Regions from separate parts of the Mus musculus genome. Here region 2 is linked to region 1. The links are chromatin contacts, found by Hi-C or POLR2A ChIA-PET in ENCODE. All regions are on one chromosome and are shown on one strand. Each heading gives the region's core, a stretch centred on a gene start or an enhancer-like site at or near the end of the contact. The rest is flanking DNA. Distances are from core to core; before and after follow the strand shown.

Region 1 (5,338 bases), core at 1,039-3,538:
GAAATTATTAAACTTAACATTTTCACAGACAATGTTCACACTTTCAGGAACATTTGTGAGCCTTTTCTCTTCTTTAGAATTCCAGGTAAGGGCAAAGTTTTCATAAAGAGACGCTCACTGAAGTTTGATGTTCACACTTCTAACACCCCAGCCTGTATAACAAAACATTTACTAGCCCAACCCGAGGACCAGTGGAGGTAGAAAAGGAGAAAGAACTCTCCCCAGAGCTGGAGTTTATCAAAAGACACGCAGGGAACCATATTGCTAAAGCCCATGGATGGGACTTGAGTGGTTGTTATGGAGTGTGGGCATCATTCACAGCTGTGTCTGTGGACTTCAGACAAGAGGAGTGTGTGGTAGATGGTAGGAGATGATGTTCCCTGTAGGCCTGCTTTCTGGGTCCCTGACTCTGCTCTATACAACCTCTAGAAGCATGAGCAATACAACCCTGCCCAGCCTAGCTCATCCCTGCCCATCACAGTGACACTTCATCAGCCCTATTAGCACATTTACCAGACACCAGCTGACTTACTGAGAAGGCTCTCAGTAAGTTGGGAGCCAGCCTCCATCTGGGGCTAATCAGAGAAATGGTAGCAGCCATTCAGCAAGAAACAAAAATTAGAAGAGAGCCCTCTGAGTCTGTGTTCCATGAGGAAATCATTCCTCCTGATGGTCCTTTAAAGGAAGGCTAATGGTTAGGGGCTGTTGGGCAATGAGTATCATAAGAATTTTATTAGCTAAGTAGTCATTATTCTTTTTTTTTTCTTCCCCAGAAAGGCCACAGATGAACTTGTTTAACTCCTACTCACCTTCCTCAGCATGAAGCCATTTTGGCAGAAATGTTACCCATTGATCTATGCCAGTCTCTCCATCTCTACCTGCTATGCTTTGTGTTTAATAGGGCTCAGAAATGTATCTGTTGAATATGGTCTATGAAATCAAATGGAAGTAGCTCCTGGCAGAGGCATTTAAAACCACATAGTTAATGACAGAGGCAATACCATGTTCATAGCTTCCCCTATGAACATGGTTGCTGGTTTCTACCACACATGTTTAAAAAGAAGATCACTATGCTATCACTTTCCTCTAGTAATTTTTGTTTGTTTCTTCAAGATTTTATTTTTAAGTTGTGTTTACTTGAGTGTAGTGCTAGCAGAGGCCAGAAGAGGGCATCAGATCCTCTGGAGCTGGGGTTTTAGGTAGTTGTGAGCCCCTGGATGTGGGTGCTGGCAACCAACCTTGGCACCTCCAAGAGCAGTGTGTGCTCTTAGCTTCTGAGCTGTCACTCCAGCCCCCTGGCTTTACTTTTATAAATCTAATTTGGCATATTCCTACTCCTCAAATTAATGATTTTTTTTTAGGATCTTTGTCTGGTTCCCCCCCCCCCCATTTTTCAATTGTAAAGAGCATAAACGTTATTTCACTTTGGGCAAAATGCTATTCTCTGTCTGGACTGTACAATATGTCAGCTCTCTGACATTCTCTTCCGTATGACTGGGAAATTCCAGGAAAAATGACTAAGGAGCAAGACTCTCCCAGACAAAAAGCCAGCTTCCCCCACCCTATTTTGATGGCTCAAAATAAATAGCAGTGTTGAGAATGCTCCACATTCTCTCCATGTGAGAAGGCAGTAAATTAAAAAGCTTTAGGGGTGGCTATGATCAAGTAAGTACTTTGCCCACAAAAAGGAAATGCAAGGTAGAGTGTCCTAGTTTTGGAAGTAGAACCTCGGTACTGCATGCAGATGCTATGAAGAAGTGGGGTGGGCGTGCCTTAGAGTATACTTCACAGTGAACGTATTCCTTGTTTCCAGTAGACAGCTGCCCTCACATTGTGAGGGTTGTGTTTGGCTTTTCTATTGCTCATGTGGACTCAGATGATGTCTTACACTTTCCAGGGCTTTCATTCTGTGATTTGCTGTTCACTAGCTTGCTTGCCTCCTTGCTCTGCTTAGTATATACACAGAGTATGTTAGGATTTTTTTTTCTCTCTCTCTCAGACCACAGTGCTTCTGCCAGCATGTTTTATTTGCCCATTCTCACTGGTGTAAAATTTTTCTTGGATTAGACATACATGAATGTTTGCATGCAAGGCATTAATGTTTGTCTTGTGACCAACCATCTGGAAAGGTGGTATTCAGCCCACTGATGTCCTTTGTGTTTCAGGGGAGCTACTCATCTTCATTATGGTCATGTCTATCTAGGAGATCTGGTAGACTGGTGCCAGTGTTCCTTTAGGGAAGCCTTGAAACCATGGGATGCTCACAATCTACACAGCCCCTCTCGCTTCAGCAGGTGGCGCTCTTTTACCTTTGAAGGTTATTCTCTCCTAGTCGTCTGTGTCCAGGGCTATACTTCCTGCAAAGAGAGAGACCTGAGACCTCTGTGTAGGGTGGCATTGGCCTGTGAAGCCATTGTCTGGCCTGGTAAGGGAAAGCTGATGGGCATTGGCCCACCTGATGCCAGTTTCAGCCCTCGAACAATAGTGAGGAAGACTGATGTGGACAAGGCTTTGCCAGAGGGGCCAAAAGCTCATAAAGTAGGTCATGTAATTGCAGTGTCTCAGTTGTAACAGAAAGAATGCTGGGGTTTGCTGAAGTACCTGGGGATGGAGAAGGATACCATGAGGGGAAGAACAATGAAATGAGGAGCCTGCATTCCTTCCAGTGTGTACATAGTGCTTACACATGTTCCTGTGGTGTTCATATTTATATAATGTGGTTATCATATACTCATAAATGCACGTATTCCTATACAGCTTGCATTTGTAATGACCTTCCCAAAGCATTACTGCCATATGGAGTAATTTGGGCAGGGAGCTCTGAAGAAGGGATTGTGGCTAGAGAAATAGTCTTAAGATAGGAACTACATTGGATCTGAGAAGAGAAACATGATATGTCACATAAGAGCACACTGACATCACTGAGGGCTTCACTCTGTTGGTCTACCCGACAGCAGAAAGCTTCCAAGGTTACATGAGTGCTTCCAGTAGGAAAACTTTGTATGCCCTTTTAAATTTTCAGAGAAAACAACAATTTCTTTTTAAAATCTCATGTATCTGGCTGGCCTTAAACTGGTTTTTGTTTATTGATTTTTATTCTTGTTGTTATTTTTTAAATTAAGACAAGATCTCATGGTGATCAAGCTAGCCTCAAGCTTGCTATGCAGTCAATCATGAACTTGAATTTGTGTCCTACCTTTACCTCCCAGGTGCTCACATTGCAAATGTGTCCCACCATATCTTGTCTAAGCCGTGCATGGGATTTAACCAATTTAATTTCCCTGTACGCAAGGCAAGGACTCTGCCAATTTAACAACAACCTTTTGCCACTAACTCTTTAAATATCAGGCATTCTTGCCTGTGCAGAAATAGCTGTGTGTGATGGTTGCTGCCTTTGGAGTTTTAGTGATATACCAGGTATACAGGACTTGACTACCCACATTAGTTTACTATTGCTAATTGATATGACCAAAATGTGTCTACAGGACTTTGATTTTCTAATTTTTTCATTTTATAAAAATGCCCGTCTCAAATATTTAAGATTTTCACAAGTGTAAGATACAAAGTCACACTCACATCCCCTTGGTATCCGGCTGTCACCCACCGAGCTGAGGCTGACTCCTTGTCATCTTTGCCTCTCCTCACTTGTACCTTATTACCTCCTTATGAAGAGAGTCTCCAAAGCTGTTCTGAGGACAGTTTTCCAAGCAGTGAATGAAGCAGCACCTCAGGTGATGGTGTTAGCATTTCTAGGCTATGATGTACCTACTTTGAGAAGTGAATTCTAATTGTGGTGTATTTAGTGTGGTGGGCATCACACCCAGAGCTCTGTGCGTGCTGCCTGAGTACTCATAGTTGAGCTGCACCTAGAGCCAAACCCAACTTTTTAGATCATCTCTTTTGACTTGAAAATTAGTCCCTTTCAAGTCCTGTTATCCTTCCAAAAATCCAGTTATCTCTAAAGAAACTTTCAGTTCTGTTTTGAAGATGAAAATGTTTGAGTCTTATTGTAGCTGCTACCATGCTTGTAAGACAGATGTCTCATGGCACAACAGCCTTGTGAGATTATTGAAATAGGCCTCTAAATATGCTCTAATTTAAGAAAATGGTATTGGGGTATACAGTATAAAAAAGTTCTGATCTCTGTTTGAGGAGGGCTCATAAGCCCACAGTTAAAGAATCTGTGTGAAAGGGAGGACAAACTTGGCTGCTCAAGTCAGAGAACGAGAGCACTATTAATTCTGGGTGTCTCCAGAGCCCCCATCTCTGCTGCCTTGTTAATTAGTCCAGACCTGGCTATGAAGTCATCCAGGGGTATGACGGGCTTCTGGCTTCTACAGAGGAAAAACTTTGGGCTAATTTAAGTACAGTGTGTTCTCTTTGTTTTACAGCTGGTCCTGTGAGGGGGTTGGGTACAAGTGCAATGAATAAAAAAGAAAATGAAGGCATTCACTATCTATTTCATGGAGGACAGCTCACTGAAAGTAAACACCATTTAAATAGTCTCCAAATGGCCCATTCTATATGAAGTCATGCAGGATGCCCCCTTTGGGCTGTCGCTCTCCTTTAAATGGATCACTTTGTTTTCATTGCGTTTGAGTGCCATTCAACCTTAAACTCCAAATGTGGGCCTCATCAGGTCATGGTTTTAGGGCACATGTGGCAGCCATACCTTCAAGCATCCTGTTTCTGCCTCCAGAATAGTTATCCTGGATGGCTAGGAGAGGCAGCTGTAGAACAAAGTGGTTTAGATGATGACAGCCCAGTGACAATGACAGGGACAAACACTGTGGTCAGCACTGTGCCTCAAGACTTGTACCTGTTTATCCACTTTATTCCTCACATGATTCTGTGAGGTAGGCATTACGATTGTTCCTCTAGTACATACAAGGTATTCAGAGACACTAACATGCTCCAGCTAGCAGGTATGGAGCAGGAACTGGACTCTACCTGTTCAAAGTCAGCACTGACCCATGGTTTACTCTAAAGAAATAAACTTCCATCAGTTCTGTCTACAAGGAAGGCTGACTGCAAATGGCAGGGTCTCCAGAATATAAGCCCTGCTGCCTATGCAGTACTTCCCTGGATGAAGGTAGAGTTTGCAAGACTCACAATATACTAACCCAAGAGCTCCCAGGACACAGGAAGTTCCCCCATAGTCCAAGGCTGGCTCGAACATTGCCCAAGATCAGGACAGAGGTTCTTGAGAAGCTGCTCCCTAGAAGCTCCGTAAATGAACCAAGGCCTTTGAAGCTAGATTCCTAAGGGCCAGCCAGCTTGCGTGTCCTGTGATGCCACTTGGGGCTGAGCAAATTTTTTTGTTTTAAAAGCCTGGGGT
Region 2 (5,338 bases), core at 1,329-3,828, 94 kb after region 1:
ATTTCCAGTAAGAGCCATGATGAAAAGCTATAAATAATGGAATCTATTAGCTATCAGATAATAACACCCATCACTAACAACTGCCAACACTTACACTAATGCAGTCAGACACTGAGAGGAACCATCCATCACCCTTGTCATTTTGTCTGGGAGGAGGAAGCAGGTTCTGAGGGCAGGAGGGAGCAGGAGAGAATGCTGAAGGAGGTGGAGATAAAGCCAATGGCAGTCTGGACTTCACACTGAGAATCTAGGAACTGAGATAGAAAGGTTGGTCACTTAATAGACAAGGAACTTCCCTGTTGAGTGTTTCTCCTCCTAGACTGTGATCTTCAGATCAGAAGGCATGTCCCTTCTTCTCTTTGTCATGTTGCCAGTGTCCCTAACACAGGCCTGGCCTGACACTTAGAAGGCAACCAGTAAATGTTTCTAGAAAGAATGAGTGGTTCATTATCATTGTTCACCTTCTGCCCTAACTGTCCAACTCTTCTGGTACCAGAATGTAATCACCTTGTGCACAAAGGCAGAAAAGGCCTCTACCAGCTGCTAACTTGCTAGTCCAAGGTCAGTCTTTTCCACTTTCAACATCTGTTTTCTCACTTGAAGAGGACATAGACTACAGCTCTCACAAAGCTATTGAAGTTTGATGACACAGAGAGAAGGTGGATGTGAAGGGCCTTAGAAATTGAAAGGAAATCACTATTGACTTTATTAAGTGAAGGGGGTTACCTTTTTTTTGCCATTGGAAAGTCAATTTGCTAAGGAAAATAGAGGCAGCTTTGTAAATGGTATCACAGGATCTCCCCAGAGTAAGGTATGTAACCAGGTGTGGTGTCTTGTTTTGTTTTGGTGTTGTTGGTGTGTGTGTGTGTGTGTGTGTGTGTGTGTGTGTGTGTGTGTGTGTGTGTGGTGTGTGTGTGTGTGTGTGTGTGTGTGTGTATTTTCCAGACAGCCGTGCTCTGTGGTGTCTGTCTCTTGGGTGTCCCTCTAGGTACTTTGAAAGAGGAGAAAACCACAGAACTGACAGTTGTGTGTATTTGGCCCTGGCACAGGTAGAGACACATTGTTTAGCTTCACACCCCAGCAAGAACAAGCTATTCAGATGTTCAGGTTGTTTTCAGTAGAAGAGACAAGGCATGCTCAATTTTATGAAGCTTATACATGTACACAGACATGTACATGTGCACACAGACATGTACAGAAACACACACACACACACGAGTGCGCATTAGTGCTCCCACACCAGCTTGCCTGAGCTACCTCACAAGTGAAGTAGCCATTCTGTAGATGCCACCCCTCCTCCTGCATTCTGGGAGCTGGACTCTGTCTCCTCTGAGTCACCAACCAAGAGACAGTTAACTTTCTAGAGATAAAGTGAGTCCTGGGAAAGCGGGCGAAGAATTCGTCTCCGTCTTCTCTGAGCCTCAGATTTGGACCCTCAAGTTTCCTTTTAGCTCTGAGATTCTTTGAACTTTGAGTTTCTTCCATTTTAATTTGTGGAAATAATTTTCTGCACTTTTCCTGCGAGCGGAAGTGTAAGACACCAGGCTGTCTCTGATGACTGCCAAAGTAGAGATTTCTTAGTGGAAAGTCTGCTTCCTTCTTATGTTGCTTGACACAGCAGAAGTTTCAGGAGAACAGAGGAGCCCAGTGTTCCCTTCTAGAGTTTTTGACGTCATTTGCCTGTGGGTGGGTTACAGTCCACCACGGTCTCTCCAGCCATACTGAATTTTATTATATGTACTTAAAAGACATACCTCAGTGTGGCTGGCCACTGAAAGAAGCTGTTTAGCTTGGGTCTCCAGAGCAAAGCTGTGGCACAGAGCAATTTGGTCTAGTTTCTGGCTACTCCAGAATTTCATCCTGCTGGGTGCAGTTACCATGTTCCTCTCTAGGCCTCAGGCCATTAAGTGTGGAGTGCTCCCTTTATACTCCCTCACAGGGGAACTGAAGGATCAATGCTGAACACTGATTTGGAAGGAATTATCAATCTAAGAGAAAGAGGTGGGGAAAAGAAAAGGCACCATGCTCCTGGGCTCCGCAGTGGACACTGGGCTTTGATTCTTTCATTTAGCTCAGCTATAAAATCATCATATACAAAACAGTCCAGTGAATTTGAGGCCATGGAGAGTTCAGAGCTCTCTGGGAAGACAGAGGCTGACAGACGCAGGCAGGGGAAGCCAGACCTGTTGGAAGTCCCCAGCAAGCTAAGCTTGTTAGCCACACAGCATTTAAAAGTGTAGTTGCAATATGTATGTATGTTTGAGGCATTGAAAATACATTTATTTACACAAATATTTTACTCTTTGAGTGCTTTAAAATATCAGCGTTCAGCTGAGTGATTGCAAAGTTAGCCGCTACTAAATGGAGATGCGAATCTTGCTCTAACATTTTCCTTTCCCCGAGTAAAATATTTTTGCCGTCTTTCCTCATATGTTTTTAGGGATTAGTTTTCAATGCAGAGTAGGCGGTAAATTTGGAGAAATGATTTAAGCTGCCAAAATAAGCAACTTACTCCATGACATTATGGTCTAAAAACACACAGTCAGTCTGGTCTTGCCTGCTAACACGAATAACACTCACTCGGTGAGGCACGTGAGTGGAAATCATGCCCCACAGAGCTGTGACTCAGGTCTGTACTCAGGAAAACTGAGGTAATGGCTATTAATATTTTATTTCATACATTACAGTGTTTGCAAAAGTAAACATGCTGTAGTTAAGGTTACCAGTGCTGCTGCTCCAACGTTACCCAGTGTTTCTTCATACCAGGCTTTTTTTCCACAGATGTTTTAGCCTAAAGGTGACTTTTTCAGAGCCTTAGAGTAAATGAATGAAACACAAGAATAAGACAATCGGGTGACCTGTTATTGTTGTAGAACCACGAGAACATCATGGAAAATGGTGGCAGGTGTCATTCTCTTTCTATTTGTTGTTTTCCTTTCACATTAAACCAGTTATCAGAAATGAAAAATAAATAAAATGTGGTTGAAAAATCTTAGAGCAACCTTACCAGCAGAAAAAAATGTGCAGGTCTTACCAAGTCTTAGTAGACCTGCTTTGGTGACAGGAAGTGGCATCTTCTTGAGTATCTGTGGTATGGCTAAAGTGGTGTCAGACCCATCTTCTGCCTCACATCTCCATAAGCTTCTAGCTATGAAGGAGTCACCAGTTTCAGGAAAAGGTTGTTGGTTGGCTCTGATGTGACTAGGTCCTGTCACAGTGTCCTGCATGCTCAATGAACCTAATGGGTTGGTTTTCTGATGGATACTGTGTCACAGCACTAGGAGTCTTTCAGAACTGAGTGTTATTTTCAGTACAGTTATTCCTCTTGCTGTTAAATGTATGTCTGTCTCAGTGACTCTTACTTGTAGTTCCCTTAGAAATAAGTGACTCAGATGAGAGAGATGAGCACCATGCTTTGTAGACGCTGCTTGGGCCCTGGCTGCTGGTCCCCAACTCCTTAAACTAGTGACTTAGAATGAGCTTCCCCATGTCCCTTCTCATCATCTCTGTTTGGAAGCAGAGCATCCTGGCTAAGTGTGGTTAGTTTCAGAGATAGATGCTGAGCAGATAACTGAGCTGCTGTCATTTCAACTTCAAGGCATTATGGCAGGAAAACCATTGCTAAGAAGAAGGGTGAGTGTTGCGCGCGCTCAACTGGCCAGGAAGAACGACGCTACAACAGGATCCTTCTGCACACATTTATTCAGTCCTGTTTCTTCTTGTTTATATCTCCCTTGTTTATATCTCCCTTGTTTTTATATCTCCCTTGTTTTTATATCTCCCTTGTTTTTATATCTCCCTTGTTTTTATATCTCCCTTGTTTTTATATCTCCCTTGTTTTTATATCTCCCCCGAACCCTGGGCCTCTCACTCCTTTTATACTCTCTCTCATCCACGCACTGCAGGCCACGCCACCTCACCAGTCACGAGGCTTCAGCTAATCAGGGCAGCAGGGGCAAATCTCCACCAAATTGGATTCACCTGTATCCTGGTACACCTGCGCAGCACTCAAGATGTTTGTGTCTTATATGAGGAAGTCAGGTGCAAGTCATATGACTTAGCTGCAGTCCCTGGCGCCTTTGGGACTGCCGCCACACCCGCTCCCCACAATTCCCCCTTTTTTCTTTTTTGGCAGAGAGAATGTCTGTAGATAGCCCCCCGCAACCATGCCCCTTACCCGTCCTTGGGTGACAAACAGCATTGGTTTGATCCCTGTCTTAGGTTGGTGACATGCCCAGGGAGTCTTATCACTGACTACCTCTCTATCATGCCAAGCCACACCTGGGGAGATTGTGTTTTGCTTGTGGCAGGTGCATCAAAAGGCCAGGATGTTAATTAACCTATGGCCAGATCTTAATTGCTGCAAGCAAGCCTCATGGGTGAAGGTAGAGGTCTGATCCCCAGTGTGCAAGCATAGGGGCCCTACACAAAACCATCCCTTAGGCTCATCACCCAGAGAGGTCTTGGCCAGATCCTGTGTCGTTTTTCCTGGGGGAAGGGAACTAGGACACTGAACCTTCATGCAATCAGACGTGCCTTCCACAGGATGCCAACAGCAAGCTATCCTCTGTGCAGTGCTTAGCCTCGCACCCCACGGCATAACGCAGCATAATTTCTTTTAGAGCGGCAAACCGAATCTGAGGAGATTGTCCCGCCTCCACTGCAGCAAAAGCCTATGCTACCATGGCGAAAGTGCGGGCCGCACACTCTGCACCTAACACATGTGCCAAACACAAAACACACACACACTATAACAAGCATACATCCCAGGGCTCTCACCCCCGCTCATCTTCCCTAAAGCAAGGGATAGATAGCCAGAGGGGCTATCTCTTTAAGGGGAATTCAGGGATCAAAAAGCGTGGAAAAATTTGAATGTCATGTCGAGCTGGTATCGGCTTCTGGAATACCGAAAGGATCTCTCATCTCGGCTCCATCCTTTGTGCTTGTGGGATCATCCACCACATCCACAGGGGCAACTGGATCAGGAGCCTCATTCTTGCAGCGTCTCACCAATCTCTCCGGCACCCAAAGAGGTTCCGTCTGGTCCTGTGGGAACACACAAACAGACCCTCTCGCCCACGTCAACACCTGATCTACTCGATCCCCAGGGGGGATGGACACAATACCTCGTGGTGATGAGACCATAACCTCAATCACCTGTGTGTCCATCTGGGGAGTCAATATGAGAGTCAAGTTTTCACTAGCTTCCCCCCTGTTGGGCAATGATTTCTGTGCCCTTATGGCAATCTGATTCACCTGCTTAAACACCTGCACTGGATATCCTGTCTGTTGTTGTGCAAATCGACCTTGATCAAGCAGCATATCTCTATCCCATGCA

What was found. A loop is a pair of places that touch in the nucleus more often than their neighbours do. ChIA-PET counts read pairs that join two places held with the same protein, here RNA polymerase II (POLR2A).
Region 2: a loop to region 1 is called in a map of heart, with 2.2 times the contacts of the local background. The contact joins two enhancer-like sites. A Hi-C loop is called at or near these places in 2 of 37 maps with a recorded cell type or tissue (both heart). POLR2A ChIA-PET finds 5 or more read pairs at or near these places in 1 of 5 experiments (Patski).

What each region holds. Positions count from the first base shown.
Region 1 is chr13:63,044,512-63,049,849 of GRCm38, forward strand. The region is part of intron 3 of Aopep (aminopeptidase O); the gene reads left to right. Among named protein-coding and RNA genes, the nearest start is that of Gm46422, 48 kb to the right of the region's middle. Within about 2 kb of position 2,289, at least 1 of the 3 ENCODE cell types and tissues checked has a DNase peak (open chromatin) inside an H3K27ac peak, as active enhancers do.
Region 2 is chr13:63,138,378-63,143,715 of GRCm38, forward strand. All of the region lies in intron 5 of Aopep (aminopeptidase O), which reads left to right. Among named protein-coding and RNA genes, the nearest start is that of Gm30409, 8.7 kb to the left of the region's middle. Within about 2 kb of position 2,579, at least 1 of the 3 ENCODE cell types and tissues checked has a DNase peak (open chromatin) inside an H3K27ac peak, as active enhancers do.